Linked DNA regions of Homo sapiens: region 2 is linked to region 1. A link is an interaction called in ENCODE POLR2A ChIA-PET data of the cell type or tissue named here. Cell type or tissue: HepG2. All regions are shown on one strand. Links, peaks and the distances in the headings refer to the core of each region. The heading gives the core; the rest is flanking DNA.

What was found. ChIA-PET counts read pairs that join two places held together with the same protein. Peaks named below come from ENCODE experiments on the same cell type or tissue, not always from the same donor. Only the 100,000 strongest peaks of a DNase experiment are listed, where the experiment ranks them.
Region 2: POLR2A ChIA-PET joins it to region 1 with 6 read pairs; 1 of 35 experiments calls an interaction of 5 or more read pairs at or near these places.

The regions. Positions count from the first base shown.
Region 1 is chr9:35,136,289-35,146,785 of GRCh38, reverse strand. It overlaps the pseudogene LOC730110. Among named protein-coding and RNA genes, the nearest start is that of UNC13B, 20 kb to the left of the region's middle. In HepG2, for the core only: no CTCF peak of the experiment used is centred there; no DNase peak of the experiment used is centred there; H3K4me3 peaks cover 287 bases.
Region 2 is chr9:34,373,555-34,379,652 of GRCh38, reverse strand. MYORG (myogenesis regulating glycosidase) reads left to right here and starts at 2,755. Exons shown (of 2, transcript NM_020702.5): 1 at 2,755-2,860. It overlaps SPMIP6 (sperm microtubule inner protein 6), which reads left to right. Exons shown (of 7, transcript NM_032596.4): 6 at 1-7; 7 at 472-634. The coding sequence ends at 7. RefSeq lists a silencer at 2,391-2,780 and enhancers at 2,826-3,406, 3,407-3,988. In HepG2, for the core only: CTCF peaks have their summits at 4,056 and 4,619; a DNase peak (open chromatin) is centred at 4,632; H3K4me3 peaks cover 1,114 bases.

The DNA of each region.
Region 1 (10,497 bases), core at 4,547-7,046:
AAAAATTATTTGTATATAGCTTTAAAAGGGTAGAAGATTTTTTGGAGAGTTATAATTACATTACAAGTATACTTTTTTTGGAAAGCTTACAGATTTTTAAAAAAGTAATGTAATTAACTCTCAAATTACTTCATGTAAATAATGTTGTAATTAACTCAAATTACTTCATGCTAAATAAATTAATTAATTTCATTTTTTTTTTCTTTTAAGACAGAACCCCACTCTGTCGCCCAGGCTGGAGTGCAGTGGTGCTTTCTCGGCTCACTGCAACCTCCGTCTCCAGTGTTCAAGTGATTCTCCTGCCTCAGCCTCCTGAGTAGCTGGGATTACAGGCACACACCACCACACCCAGCTAAGTTTTATATTTTTAGTAGAGCTGGGGTTTTGCCATGTTGGCCAGGCGGGTCTCAAACTCGTGACCTCAGGTGATCCACCCAGCTTGGCCTCCCAAAATGCTGGGATTATAGGTGTTAGCCACTGGGCCCAGCCCATGCTGTTTCTCTATTCCTATTATATTCATCTGTGAAAGCGTATGACCAATTGTTGCTGCATCAAAGATATGAGAGGTTTTTTTTTTAGGTGAGTATTTATGACCTCTTCTATGAAAGAGTAATGACATTAAAATGTAAGATGCATGATGAAAATCTTAAGAGGTTCTTTGTGGTTCACTTACAGTATTGAGTGATGCATGAGGTAGGTATTCAGAGTAATATTCTGCATTATATTGAGACAAATATTTTTAGTTTTAGTTAAAATTAAAATAAGATATTATTTTACTAATTGTACTTTTATGAAACAAAATGCAATACATGTTAAAAATTTTATATTATGTGTGAAAATTTCTTAATTCAACATTTTTAACATGTTAAATATTGTGCATTCAATCAAGTCACATTATTCCACTTAATTTAACCTAGTCCACCTTACTTAAGGGTGTAGGTAAAAGATGGTAACAGTACACTATTTGGTAAAATAATGGACTAACGTCTCTAGTAATCTTTTTTGCCAGTGGCTTTAAACTGCAAATAAGTTAAGGAATATTGTTTCTGTAGGTAAAATTTTTATTTTTTTCCCATTTAAATTTACTTTTGTTAATGTTTTTTTGAGGGCACATAATATTTATGTTATATATGGCATATTCTGATAGAGAGGCATACAATATATAATTTATACTAATAATCACATTAGGATAAATGATGTATCCATCACCTCTAGAATTTATTTTTTGTATAATGAACAATTCAGTTCTACAGTTTTAGATAATTTCAAATGTATAATTAAATTGTTATTGACTACAGGTTTATTTTTATAATAATAAAAATTATATTCAAGTATAAACAAAATTTACACATTTTTGAGTCCTGAATAAATACTTTTAAAAATAAATAAATAAATAAATAATAAAGAGCATGTCAGTGCTTCAAGAAAACCATGTGCTTTTATTCCAGTGTTCAATTTATGGAGAAACCAAATAATACCCCTTTGAATTTAGTCAATGTGTTCACATACAAGATTCCTTTTACAAGATTAATTTTTATAAACCTTCTATAACTTGTTTGAACTTTTAGCTTTATCTTATCTAACTTAAACAATTCTTTAACCCTTTAAACTAGGCAAAAATTTACGTTCGCATGCCTTCTTATATTTTTTTACTAAAGACACATGTTACTTTGCTTATGCCTTGCATGAAAATCTATTTTCAGTAGTCTCCATTACATATTATAATGGTAGACAAATATAAAATCTAGAAAAAATGTATGCTGACAATTTTGAAGGACTTCTCTAATTTATGAGCTCTCTTTTACTTATATGCTTATAAGTGTACATACAAATAAACACACCTAGACCTGTATTTACACACACAAACTAAGATCCAATAGCTTAGTTTGGATCCATGGAACCCTAGCCATGAGATAGCAATACAAGCTCACAAGTTTTACTTTGTTTGCCCTCGTAGATAATCCAATGAAGGCTGTGAACCAAAATTTCGGGTAAAGCAGTTTCCATGGTAATTTGATGTAAAGGCCAAACCTCCCCAGACTCCAAAGAATACTTGGACCAAAGAGCACCAAAGGAGAACATCACACATTAACCAGGCCCCCTGCTTAGAACAACAGCACAAAAGCCTGTATACATGTAATGCCATCCCACTTTCCCATTCAACAGTAACCTTCAGATTCCATACAATACTGGGGGCCAAGCAGTATTGCAACTGTGAGAGAAAAGTCTAAGGAGGGTTCAGTACTAGACCTCAGAATCTTTGCCAAGGGCATCCTCTTTGGAGAGGGCGATGTCTGGAGGATCCCGTGGGGCGTCCCCCTTTGGGATCCAATCTTGGAGTGTCAGATATCTCTGACCTTAGGTGGGCACCGGTGCCACTTTATGTTTTCCCCCCAAAGGCAATGGCCTAACTATGAGCCTTACAAGGCCACACTTTCCCATGCTTTCCATTCCACTAGAGTGATAGCCATGAACTAAAAGGCATTACAGCTTTACTATTCTTTCAAAATATTTGATCTAAGTGCTATTTTTCTTTCATTTTTTTATTTTTTGAAACAGAGTCTCACTCTGTCACCCAGGGTGGAGTGCAGTGGCACAGTCTCGGCTCACTGCAACCTCTGCCTCCTGGATTCAAGTGATTCTTGTGTCTCAGCCTCCCAAGTAGCTGGGGCTACAGGCACAAGCCACCACACCTAGCTAATTTTTTGTATCTTTAGTAGAGACGGGGTTTCACCATGTTGGCCAGGCTGGTCTCAAACTCCTGACCTCAGGTGATTCACTCACCTCAGCCTCCCAAAGTGTTGGGATTATAGGCATGAGCCACTGTACCAAGCCTAAGCACTATTTTTCTTTTTTCTTTTTCTTTTCTTTTTTTTTTTTTTTGAGATGGAGTCTCACTTTGTCACCCAAGCTGGAGTGCAGTGGCATGATCTTGGCTCACTGCAACCTCTGCCTCCTGGGTTCAAGTGATTCTCATGCCTCAGCCTCCCGTGTAGCTGGGACTACAGGTGCGAGCCACCATACCCGGCTAATTTTTTGTATTTTTAGTAGAGACAGGGTTTCACCACATTGGCCAGGCTGGTCTCAAACTCCTGACCTCAAGTGATCTGCCCGCCTCAGCCTCCCAAAGTGCTGGGATTACAGGCATGAACCATCGTGCCCAACAGTGCTATTTTTCTTTAAGCCAATCAGTTAGAGCTCTTTTATGTAAACATCACACATGACATATATATATCTACACAAACGGAGATCCAGTAGTTGTAAGATTTTTCATGTGCCAATCTGTTTTGTTTTGTTTTGTTTTGTTTTTTTGAGATGGAGTCTCGCTCTGTCACCCAGGTCGGAGTGCAGTGGCATGATCTCAGCTCACTGCAAGCTCCGCCTCCCAGGTTCACGCCATTCTTCTGCATCAGCCTCCCTAGTAGCTGGGACTACAGGCACCCACCACCATGCCCGGCTAATTTTTTTGTATTTTTAGTAGAGACGGGGTTTCACCATGTTAGCCAGGATGGTCTTGATCTCCTGACCTCATGATCCACCCACCACGGCCTCCAAAAGTGCTGGGATTACAGGCGTAAGCCACCGCGGCCGGCCTCATGTGCCAATCTCTTAATTGCATTGCTGGCCCTGGGGTGGAGCCCTTCAAGAACCAGGGCCAGGAAAACATAGTTTCTGTGGTCTAATAAGTAGGCATAGCTGGAAGATTAAAAAAAAAAATTGAGAGGGATCCATCCACCTCTAATCTCTGAGGCTCTATCAGGAAAACAGAGGTTTTTCCCAAAAACAGGTCAGTGGCACCTCCTCCATTTTCCCAAGGAGTCCTAGGCCATCTGAGGTTAAGTTGGGGCCCCTCATGTTGCACATAAAGAGTGGCAAGACACAAATGGAGAATTCAGTTGACTGAGAAGAAAAAACCTTTTCCCAAAAACAAGATCCACGAAGGGAAAAGACATAAAGGCCTTTTACATATACCTATAGCTTGGATATCCATGGACATCTACTTTTAATTAAGCTGACTTTTAATTAAGCTGACTTAACTAACACTCCTTTCTTAAGAAGTCCTAAGTCTCTTATTACCCAACTTCAGCCATGCCACAAAGGCCAACACTTCTGGCTTTTGAACTCATGGAGGGGTAGAGAATATAGTGATTTTTATCATTCCTGCAACCAGTTTGCCCACAGAGAAGCCAGAAGTCCAACTGGTAAGAATTTTTACCCTTTTGCTGGCATTCAGACTTCTGGGTTCCCTTCCCCCAAGCCATGGAGCCCTACTGACTCTAAAGTCCTGTTCAGTGATTTAGGATGTGCCCACGGAGTGCAGGCTGAAAATGATTGGTTGGTTACCCATCTGGAAAGAGGGGAAAAAGGCATCCTTTGTTCCTCTCTCTTCCCAGTGAATACCCGGGGTACGTGACACAGAGCAGAAAAGGCATTCCTCTTTCTTTTTTCAAGCTTATATACCTGAGTCCTGGCAACCTGTTCAAGTCCCAACCATGGGTGCAAGTGTGACCTTCATCCATGAAGTGGGAGGCATAGCCAACAGGAATATTCACACTCACCTGAGCAGAGCCTAAGCCTTCCACTGTCAGTAACCTTTGAGTTCCCTGGACCTTATCTATGCCATGGATGCGAGCATGACCTCCATCCATGAAACGGGAGGACCTAATTAGCGGGAATTAGTCATACTCACCTGCACTGTGCCCCTCAACTCCCACTGTCATCTACCTCAGGTCTAGTATTCCATTCCAGGGTTTCAAACTGAAGCTTGGGACAAAAAGGTGCCAAAAAAGGAGGGTGGATGAATCCTTTAAATTAGTCCCAGATGGTCCTCACCAAATTGCAGCTAGCAACTGCCAGGAGCTGCTCCTCTGTTGCCTGCCTATCAACAGCAGGTGAAGCTGTGGGGCCAGGTCCTCCTGAAACAAGGGAGATAAAGGGAGTCCCAGGAATTGGGGACCTAGCCTAAGAAGGCGACAATTAAGAGGCTGGGCTTTTCCTGAGATGACCCTCACAGTCATGCTAACAGAGGAGGGGGTCTATATTGGAGAAGGGGCCTAGATTGGAGAAGAGACCTGAATGGCCCACTCAAGTCCAGGAGGAAGCCCATCCTCCTTCTCTCGATCCCCTAAATCACCCGAGGCTCCAGGATGGCAATAGCAGTCTGAATCACCAAAGTCAGGGAAAGGAACCCTGGGACCCATCAGCCCTACTGTACCATTTGGGAGACCGGCCCTGGACCTGGCAGCCCATGTCTCAGGGACAGCTAGCCCTCCAATGGTTTGCATTTACAGCAGCCAACAGGTACAGCTTAGGAATTCTGAGGTTTGTGCAAGGTGGCTATTAGAGCCTTTGCCTTTTTCTTGTGTCTCCTTGCTCTCGGGCTTCCTGATCTCTGTTGTAAAAGACCAAGGTGGCCACTTTCAGGAGGTCCTCTAAAGTATTACCCGGTCTTATGGACTTTTCTGCAGTTTCCTCCTGATATCAGGGGCTGACTAAGTAATAAACTCATCCCCTAGGACCAGCTGTCACCCTATTGAATCAAGAGATAGGTGTGTTTTACCAAGACCCCTCTTAGCCTTTCTAGGGAGGCAGTGGGACTCCCACCCAATTCTTGATCTACCATGGATAGTCCACTGCAATTGAAAGGCCTAGGCCCATTCCCAGGCAAGCCCACAAGTATGCACGCCTGAAAGAGTTTCTTCCTCCATTCTCCCATTTCATCATTGGGGTCCCATTTAGGGTCCTCCAATGTTAGTGCTATTCTTCCAACTAGATAAGGCTCCTCCCCTTCCCTGGCCCTATGCAAGATGTAAAGCTCATTCCCAAAATTTTTTGCCACTTGCCAAGAATGGCCTGCTTTGCAGCATTGGTCAGGGTTTGATTGAAAAGTAACATGGTGATCCTTCCAGGAGAGCTCAAATACTTGGGTTAAGCTCTGGAAGGCCTATATATAACCTTAAGGGCCATCTGAAAACCTGCCAAGATCCCCCTTAATTTGCAATAAGCCCTGAAGAGAAAGGGGGACTTGGATCTTAATGGGGCCATATTCACCAGGCATCTGTTGTAGGGGCAGTTGAGACTGGGACCTGCCTAAAACCAAGATTCCTAGGCTGGGATAAGCTTGAGAGAAGGAGTGGAGGGGATTGATTCCCCTGCTGGTGGTAACTTTGGGGTTTTCTTCCCCAGTTCTCTGGGATTACCCCTTGAAGTCTCTCCTAAGATGGCCACTAGGAGGGCTGAATCAATGCTACAATGTTGGTAATGGTCTGCAAAGGAAAGAAGGCCTGCACATAAGGGACCTTGGACCATTTGCCCTCATGTTTACAGAAAAGCTTCCTTCCTAAGGCAATGGTTCTTTTCTGTGCCTCAAGGTGCTAAGTTGGCAACCAAGTAAATTACAAGAACATTTTCACCACAAATTTACTTACAGATACGAAGGCACACTTTGCTTCATCTGTGCTACTCTAAACCTTCCACTTTATACTTTTGATGACTAAGCAAAATGCTCATTCTGCCCAGTAATATTTCTGGTTTGCAACATTTTTAACATTTAACATTGTGTATAAGAGAGGAAACCCCAAAGAAAGAAAGAATGATAGGAAAGACTGGAGGTCCTACTGCCAACACCCTAATGGGTGGTCAGGGACTGGAGTCAGTCCAGGGGCATTTGGATAACACCGAGGTGTAGCCTCAGCCAGATACCCTCAGTTACCCCACGGCCTCCTTCTGGTCCCACGCAACAGCTAGACCTCTGTGAAGGGAAACTATGTTGGAATGAAAGCCAACATTCCCACAACCGAGGGTGAATGGGGATTGACACTGTCCTCCCCAGCAAGCCTGTCCTCCACCAGCCACACTAGTCACTTTTAACTGGCTAGCAGAGGCCCGGTATTTTTCTTTCATTTTGACTATTGTGGAGTTTAGAGACTCCGAAAAAAAGAACAGAAAGATTTGCTTTTTTTCACCCTTCTGCAGACCCCAGACAGCCCCCAAAATTTTACAGAATCTCTAGGGTGTCAATTCTTCTGGCTGGAAACCTCTTTGGCTGTGGTGTCTTTGCCTGAGTTCTTGTCCTGCATACAGAAAGAATGAGGTACACAGATAAGTGAAGGGTGAAGAAGAAGAGTTTTATTTAGTGTTGGAACAGCTCAGAGGAGTGAGTAGCTCCTCTCTATAGGCAGGTCGTCCTGACGAGTGTTCAGCTCTCAGCAGAGGTGAGGCCCTGGAACAGGTGGCTCCTCTTTGCAGGCAAGTCATTTGGATGTCTCTCAGTCTCTGAAGTTCTCAGCAGAGACAGTAGCTCCTCACTGCAGCAGGTCCTCCCATCCTATTGTCTCTCTGCCCTCTTTGTCCTCTGGCAGTCCTCTGCCCTGCTCTGTCTGAGCCCAGGGCTTTTATGGATCTCAGAGAGGAGGAAATGCCTGCCAATTGGTCCACAGGTGACCATGAGCAGCCACGGGTGGCCCAGAAATGGCACCACGTGCCTCCACTCTGGTCTGTGGGACTGGCGGCACGGCCCCGTTTTCGGGTCCTCCCTGGTCTGAAGGTAGGGCCTTACTGGGGACCCATCCCCTTCCACTCAGGAATCAATCTGCTTCCCACTGCCATTCATGGCCCCAGGGCTCGACCCCAACCCCCACTCCAAGATGGGAGCAGGAGCCAGGAGGGGAGAGAGGCCAGGAAATGGGAGCAGAAACCCCTGAACCCACAAGGATGGGGGTCCTTCCTGGGGCCCCCGAGGATGCAGACTACAGAGACACCCAGGTCCTCTGCCTGGGAGGGCAGCAACACCCACACCAGGAGCTCCTGCCCTGCCAACCTGGAAGGGGCGGGGCTCCCACTAGTCGCCAGCTCATGCCTGCTTCCTGGAACAGGAGGCCCAGGTCTGCAGCCCCGGGTGCAATGGCTACAGCTGCACCAGGTAGGGCAGATCCTGCCTGTTCCCGCCTCCCGCAAGAGCACAGGGAGGCTCGGATCCACAGCTGCAGTTTGGGTGGCTGTAGCCCCGCCCAGAAGGGCATGGCTCCTGCCTGCTCCATAGAACAGGAGGCCTGGCTCTGCAGCTGTGGTTTGGGCAGCTACAGCAGATCAGGGAGATCCCATCCCAACTCAGAAGGGGCAGGGTGGCTGGGCGCAGTGGCTCACGCCTGTAATCCCAGCACTTTGGGAGGCCGAGGCAGATGGATCACGAGGTCAGGAGATCGAGACCATCCTGGCTAACACAGTGAAACCCCGTCTCTACTAAAAATACAAAAAATTAGCTAGGCGTGGTGGCATGCACCTGTAGTCCCAGCTACTCAGGAGGATGAGGCGGGAAAATCGCTTGAGCCCGGGAGGCGGAGGTTGCAGTGAGCTCAGATCGGGCCACTGCACTCCAGCCTTGGCGACAAAGGGAAACTCTGTCTCAAAAAAAAAAAAAAAAAAAAAAAAAGAAGAGGCAGGGCTCCCACTGTGGCTCCACAGTGTGCAGCCCCAGCCGCTGCACTTCCCTGCTGCAGCCAGCATGATGGCACCAGCCATTGCCATCACCTGCTACCAAGGATGGTGAGGCAGGAGGATGCTTGAGCCCAGGAAGTTGAGAATACAGTGAACTGTGATCATGCCACTGCACTCCAGCCTGGGTGACAGAGCAAGACCCTGTCTCAAAAAAAAAAAAAAAAAATGCTGCTCTGTCTATGGAGTAGCCATTCTTTAATTCCTTTACTTTCTTAATAAACTTGCTTTCACTTTGCACTGCATACTTGCCCTGAACTCTTTCTTGCGAGAGATCCAAGAACCCTTTCTTGCTCTCTTGGGGTCTGGATCAGAACCCCTTTCCTGTAACATATTTCTGGTGACCACAGAGGGGACTATAGTGCAGAAACCCTGACCCAACGGCTACCTTTGGGTAAGTGTTGGCGTCCTGTGACAGCTTTCTCGTGAACCACAAAAGGGACAATATTGAGGAGACCCCTGATCCAAAGGAAATAGACTGCAACACTGATTGGACGACTTTGGGTAAGTGGTGGGGTACCAGGGTAAAGAATAGGTTTGAGTTAGAGGCTCAACTTAGAGGAATTAGGGTCTCTTCTAGGACAGAGTGAGTTAGAGGATCCTCTTAATAAAAGGCAAGGATGCTTGACCAACCTCGGGTTAGAAGCCCGACTTAGGAGAGTTAGAGTCCCTTCTAAGATTTAAGGGGTTAGAGGCCCCTCTCGGTAAAGTCCCTCTCAGCACTATGGGATGTTAACTGCTATTCTCTTTGGATTAATCTGCCTTGCACTTTTTGCTGATGGCTGTAGGTGACAGAGTTAGGCATGTACAGGATTGTGGGACATGTGGAGCTTTTTCCTCTCCTTCACAACAGCAGCCACAGCCACCTGAACTTTTCAGTGTTGCTGCAGTGGGTGGGTCTTTCTCTGGCCTCCCTGAGCATTTCACCTTACCCACACCCTGCCACCGACAAAGCCTTTCTCTCTCTCCTTTCCCTTTCTTATCTTTTCTGTTACTCAGGGCAACCATCTTGCCCAGAGACCACGTGTTGAAACTCCAAGTCGGGAATTGGATTAAAGATGATGGGGCCCATCTAGGGGGAACCTTAAGCCTTGCCAGTTTGATATTGGGTGCTAAGCAGAGTGGCCAATGTCTATGTTTTATCACTCGTGTTTTGCTCTAGCCAGATTGGAAAAAAAAAGAAAATTTCCTTTGTGATGCAGCTTGGCCCCAGGGCAATGGTGTCGCAAGCTAAATCACTAAGGCCGCTCAGGGAAAGGGAATCCAGAAGCCTGGCGTGCCGGCAAAAGGGTAAGAATTTCTTAACAGTCAGATTTCTGGCTTTTCTCTCTGTGCAGACTGTTGAATGAATGGTTAAAAAAAAAATGGGGGGTGGGTGCGGTGGCTCACACCTGTAATCCCAGCAATTTGGGAGGCCGAGGTGGATGGATCACAAGGTCAGGAGATCGAGACCTTCCTCCCTAACACAATGAAACCCCGTCTCTACTGAAAATACAAACAATTAGCTGGGCACCGTGGCACGTGCCTGTAATCCCAGCTACTCAGGAGCCTGAGGCAGGAGAATCACTTGAACCTGGGAGGCAGAGGTTGCAGTGAGCCAAGATCGTGCCATTGCACTCCAGCCTGGGCAACTAAGCAAGACTCCATCTCAGAAAAAAAAAAAAAAAAGAATCAGTGTTTATCTCCTCTGTAAAGTTTTGATTAATGGAAAAAAGAATTCTAAGGCTAGTCTTAAGCTGGTGTATTTTGTGCTATAAATTTGTTTTTCTGTGTCAAGGGGTACTTTAGGATAAAACACAGGCTTAAAATACCTGTAAGCAAGCCCACTTTTCAAGATGAGCCAGCAAGCTGGTCAGTAACACTCTTAGCTGCAGTTTTGAAACAAACAAAAAAACTGGATGAAGTCTTTACCGTTTTATGTCCTTGGGAGCTTGAACTTTTAACCACGTGGCGATACTTTCTTTTGGTTTCCACCTTCAGGGAACAGGAATTTTAGGGTTCATG
Region 2 (6,098 bases), core at 3,520-6,019, 770 kb after region 1:
ACCTTAGGTAAGTCTAACGCGCACACACTCATTTGCACACGCACCCTGAAGGCTTGGTGAGGCGGGGCTGGGGGAGGATGTCTGGTAGACGGGATGAGAACGCTCCGCGGTGCACTGACAGGCACATACCACGAGGGGGAGCTAGTGGCATGGAGCAGTCAAAGGTGGTAAGGACAGAGGACCTTAAGAGAGGGCTAGGAGGCCGGTATTGAAGGGTTACAGGTTGGCAGTGGGCTTACAGCCAAAGGCGTTGGTTCAGAGCTTGAAGTAATGAGTAAGAAGTCGATGTTAAGGAGGAAATATTGGGTATCAGCAACTTAACAGTAGAACCTAAGGTCAGGAGGTCAGTATTGGAACCCAAGGTCAGTGCTATAGACAAAGTGTAGGGATAAGGTTAGCATTGCAAACTGGAGTCAGATATTCACTTTGACATATGAGGATCCAAAACGGCTGACCCATCTCTTCCTGTAGATGGGACACAAGTCACTTCAAGAAGTCTGGTGGTCCCCAGAGAAACAACTATGTTATCCATCCTGAGTTTGTGTCTGAGACCTATCCCGACTATCGTTGCTGGTAGAGCCTGGGCTTGCTGTGCCAAGGGGGCAGAGCAATAAATAAACTCTTCAACCCCAAAGCCTGCCTCCTGTGTCCTTACCCAGCAGGATCTGGAAGTGAAGGGCCAGTCACTCAGGCCTCTATCAAACCCCTTCAACTGAGATGCAATTTTTCTCAAAGTCACCCTTCCCTGGGCCCTTCCAACCCCATCATCTCAGTACATCCCTGAGTGCCCTCCTGACACAGAACAGTAGCCTTATATCCAGCTGCTATCCTCCTCCCCTGAATCCCAGAGCCCAAACGGATGGGTCCACCCTGCAATGCAGGCAGGAGCCATCTACTTTCCACCCCACGAAGACCCTCCAGCTAACATTTCTTCAGTATGCTCCCAAACTTAGATGCCCTCCCACTCATCAGAGGACCCAGAATCCTTCCTTCCACAGTCAAAGACCTATCCCTACACCCAAAGCTCTTGATCTCTGCTTCCAGGAGTCCCCATCACAGCCTCCCAAAAGCCTCTCTGTGCTCAGACACCCTTGCTGCACAAGGTGTGTCCCCCATTCCAAGTCCAACTGGTCAAAACATAATTTTGGAGGGTCTCATGACAAAGAAATTTCAAGTTGCAAAACAAAGCCCTGTTTCTCTGCCCCTCAGGGAGCGAGAAGGGGCCATTCTAAAATCTCTGTGATCTTCAGTATTTTTATTTCTGCATCAAATAGATATGAAACCAGCTGGGTGCAGAGGCTCACACCTGTAATCTCACCACTTTGGGAGGCAGAGGCAGGAGGATCACTTGAGCCCAGGAATTCGATACCAGCTGGGGCAACATAAAGAGACCCCTTCTCTACAAAAAAATTTAAAAATTAGCAGGGTATGGTGGCACACACATGTGGTCCAAGTTACTCAGGAGCCTGAGGCGGGAGGGGATAGCTTGAACCAAGGACATTGAGGCTGCAGTGAGCTATGTTAACGCCACTGCACTCCAGCCTGGGCGACAGAGCGAGACCCTCTCTCAAAAAAATAAAGACCGGACGCGGTGGCCCACACTTGTAATCCCAGCACTTTGGGAGGCCGAGGCAGGTAGATCACCTGAGGTCAGGAGTTTGAGACCAGCCTGACCAACATGGTGAAACTCTGTCTCTACTAAAAATACAAAATTAGCCAGGCGCGGTGGTGCGTGCCTGTAATCCCAGCTACTTGGGAGGCTGAGGCAGGAGAATTGCTTGAACCCGGGAGGCGGAGTTTGCAGTGAGCTGAGATCGTGCCATTGTACTCCAGCCTGGGCAACAAGAACGAAACTCAAAAATAAATAAATATAAAAATAAAATAAAATAAAAAAGAAATGAAACCTCAGAGTCTTGCCCAGCCCCCGGGGAGAGGGGCATGGCGGGGCACACCCACTTTCCCGCAGCTTGGGCATTTCTAACTAAAGGCTGTAACTTAGGAGGAGGGGCTGGACCCTATAAATAACTAGTCTGGGGGTAGCGGTCTGGGAGGCGGGTGACGTTGCAAAACACCGAGCAGAAACCGGTCTTCTCAGTCCCTGACCTCGGACACCGCTGGTTTGGTCCGGTGGGAACCGACAGCTTGGACTCGCGGCGGGTTGGAACTACAGCTCCCTCCGTGGGGCCCTCGATTGGAAGCACCTGCATTGGGAGCTGAGATACTCGCGGAATTCCGCCACCACTTTTCCGTATGGAAAGCTGAGGGCTTGTGAGAGCGTTATACCGATATGGCCTCCACCTGTCCAAACCGGGAAGGAAGGAATTCCAATGGCCAGCTCTGCTCCTTTACCCTGCAGCTCTCTCCCTCTCATCCTCATTCCAAACCTAGCCTAGAGGTGCAAGAACCCCAACCTTCCGCAGCTGCTCCTTTCTGCAGAACTACATGTCCCAGCAGGCCTGGGGCCGAGCCCCGCCCGCTTGCGGGTTAGCAGTGGCCCAGGAGGGGCGGGCCCGCCGGCGGGAGTCGGAGCCGCGGGGCGCAGGACTGAGCAAGCCTGAAATGCCAGGGGCAGAGCACAGAGCGGTGGGAGGAAGGTGGGGCTGAGGGGCGGGGCCACAGATCCGCCTGATAACCTGGGAGGAGGGGTCGAACGTCAAGGGCAGGGCTGGACTCTGAGGCCCGAGACGAGACTGGATGACTGGGGCGTGGCCGAGGAACCCCAGGGCGGGACCCGAGGAGGGGCTGTGCCCTGCCAGACAGAGCCCCGCGCGGCGCGGCGGCAGCTTCACTCTGGTTCAAGCGCAGGGGATCGGCGGGAAGCTCTTTCACCCCCGCTTCTGCCGGGCTGTAACTGCAATGGGTGAGCCCAGCGGGAGGGCTGTGGGGGGCGGGGGGCTGCTGAAGGAGCACGATTCCTGAACTTTCGCTCCCACCGATGAATGGGTGGAGCGAGCCTGAACACCTGGGCCCATCCCACGGCCGCGATTCCCGCGGGGCGACAGGTCCCTTGACCTCGGTCGGCCCCTTCGGACAGTATAGCCTTCAGGGCGGGGTAGGGAGGGCGGCTGTGGAGTATTCCAGGCTATGTAGGCAGTCACTCGATCCCCGCGGATACCGTCGCCTGGCAGGAGAGGGAGATGGGCCGGATCGAGTTGCCTTTGACATTTCCATCCCCCCGGGAACTGTGTCCAACTAACGATTCTACTTGGAATGGCCTCCCCTCAGTTGAGTCGGGCGGGGCCCTCCCCCTCAGACCAGACTAGCTGTGGCAGCCAAGGCTGAGGTTGAGTGTCCGGTGGGGAGAGGCTCAGCAGGGGCAGAGCCCAGACTCCACCTGGCGGAGGCGGCAGATTACAGAGGTCTCTGGCACCACTGTTAACACCGGAACCACAGACTTCCTCCCCCAAAGCCCCGGTACCAGATGCCATTAAAATTGCCCTCTTTGCTGCCCTCGTGGTCTTCGTGGTCCGCGTGGAGCAAGCAGCAGCACCAGCCCTTGGAAAGACAGGCCTCACCATGCCATGTCCATCTGATGGAAGCTGGTCCCACCAGCTCAGCCCCAGGGCTCCTTTCTGCTACTGCATTCAGGCAGCCAGGTCAGATCATTATCTCCCATCTCCTAAAACTTACACTGTGGAGAGCTGGGCTGGGATTTTAGATCCAGGCAGCCTTGATACCTGGCTAACTTCAGACAAGTTCCTTTTTCTGTTTGGGCCACGTTTCCTCACCTGTAAAATGGACACTGCAGCTATGTCTGCTGTTCCACATTGTTGATAGAACTGGATGCTGTGGTGACATTTGGGACACTATCATGGTGCCTGGGGTGGGTGGGTGCCCAGGCCTGTGGGCTTCTGTCTTTCATCAAAGAACTTCAGATCCCAGAAAATTAAGATTCTCAAAACATAACTGTCGGAAAGGGCTTTTGAATCCACCTTGGTGGCCTCTTCCTGCCTCCAGGGCTCATGAGATAGGCTGACTTCATATGAAAGTTTTGAGGATGAGGAAGTCTCTCTCCTCTTCAGATACTGACCCTCTCTCTCCTTATTTCCTTGGTGCCCAGAATAGGGCTTTGGTTATCTTGAATGAATGAATATAAACTCACAGGTGTGATCTGAGCCACCTAAAGCCTTCTTTGGGTTCTGCTCAGCTTGAGGGCATCACCTAAAGGCCACTGGCTGCATTTTCCAGGAGGTGTTTTCTAAGCTGTATCTATATAGGAATGGGGAGGAAAGCTAAGTCATTGTAGACTGAGAGAAAGGGAATAAGAGTCTGTTCCAGACCAGCTAGGGCTGACAAGCTTAGGCAGCTGGGGGCAGAGGGCACTGAGAATGAGGCCCTGAGCTAGCACCGTGTGGGAAGTGCCTATGGGAGGAGCTGTGTATTGACATTTAGGATCAAATTCTGCTCCACACCTTGCATTCTTGCATGGGGGAGGTGAAAAACCTGAGTATTTCCGGCATCTCCTTGGAAGTCCCTGGGGACTTAGAGACAGACACTGGCATCTGGGAGGAGGCTAATTACTGTTTGCTAGTCTCCTTCTCTTCTTCCCCCGAGCTGGAGCAGTTGGGCAACCAACTGGCTGGCTGTGTGTATGCCCGTGTGTGCACCTGGGTGGTGCTATTTCTTTGTTGGACTCTGCTCTGAAGCCTGGGACAGGAACGGTCAGTGGCCTTGAGTGGCAGAGTAGGACACACCTCTTCCCCTGAGCCTGTGTTTCCCTGTAGTCATATCTGTATTTTTTTTTTTTTTTTGAGATAGGGTCTCACTTTGTCACCTAGGCTGGAGTGCAGTGGCACAATCTTGGCTCACTGCAGCCTTGACCTCCTGGGCTCAAGCGACCCTCCCACCTCAGCCCCCCAAGTAGCTGGGACTACAGGTGCACACCACCATGCCTGGCTAATTTTTTTTTTTTTTTGTATTTTTGGTAGAGACAGGGTTTCAACATGTTGCCCAGGCTGGTCTCAAACTCCTGAGCTCAAGAGATCTGCCCTCCTTGGCCTCCCAAAGTGCTAGGATTACAGGCATGAGCACCGTGCATGGCCTCATATCTGGATATTTAGCATATAGTGTGTCAGAGTTTATGTGTGTTAGTGGTAGTGGTGGGTGTCTGATCCCTGGAGAGCAGGTAGGTGGAGGAGGTGCGCTGGGCCAAGCTAGGTGGGTGAAATCTCCTGAAGCAGGTGGCCTAAAGGATTTAGGTTGGGGAAGGAACGAGCTTGGTAATCACAAGATAGGCTTGGCTGGAAATGGAATCAGAATGGTAGCTGAGAACACATCATGCCTGGAGCCTCCAGTGCAAAGCAAACACTTTTAAATTTCATCATGGAAGCAATGAGCAGCTCTCGAAGCTAGGGATAGATATGGTTTGATAAGTGCTTTAGAAAGATCACTATGGTTGCCGTGATCAGAAGGCACTGGTGAGAAAGAAGTTAGAGTCAGAGAGGCCTGTTGGGGGAAGCGTTTGGTAATACAGGGGAGAAGTGACAGTGCCCAAACTATGACAGAAACAGGACAGTGGGTGAAACAGAGCGAGGAAGTAGCTGGCCCACAGATGTGGTGCCAGGAGCAAAGCAGGAAGGCAGGCATGGAAATGGATTTGGTGATGGATGATGGCTGAGAGCAGGGTGAGTTTGAGGGCAAAGAGAAGCAGATGTGAGAAACAACTGGCCCCCCATGCCAGGCTCCTGCCCCAGGCCCTAATGTCTGAACCCAACTCTACCTCCCTCCAAACCAGGCCCTGGGACTAAGTCTGGCTTTGGGTGTCTTCTTCAATCTCCAGACTTCATCAGGCTTTTGACTCAGGATAAAAACACATCCCTGAGCTGTTCTCCCTTCCTCCCTCCTCTCCCCCTCTGGGGACAGGGAAGCTAGCCTACCGCCCTGTTAAAAGTCTCAAGGGGGACTGGGCGAGGTGGCTCACGCCTGTAATGCCAGCACTTCTGGAGGCTGAGGCAGGTGGATCACTTGAGGTCATGAGTTCGAAGCCAGCCTGACCAACATGGTGAAACCCTGTCTCTACCAAAAATACAAAAATTAGCTAGGTGTGGTGGTGTGCGCCTTTAATCCCAGCTACTCGGGAGGTTGAGGCAGGAGACCCG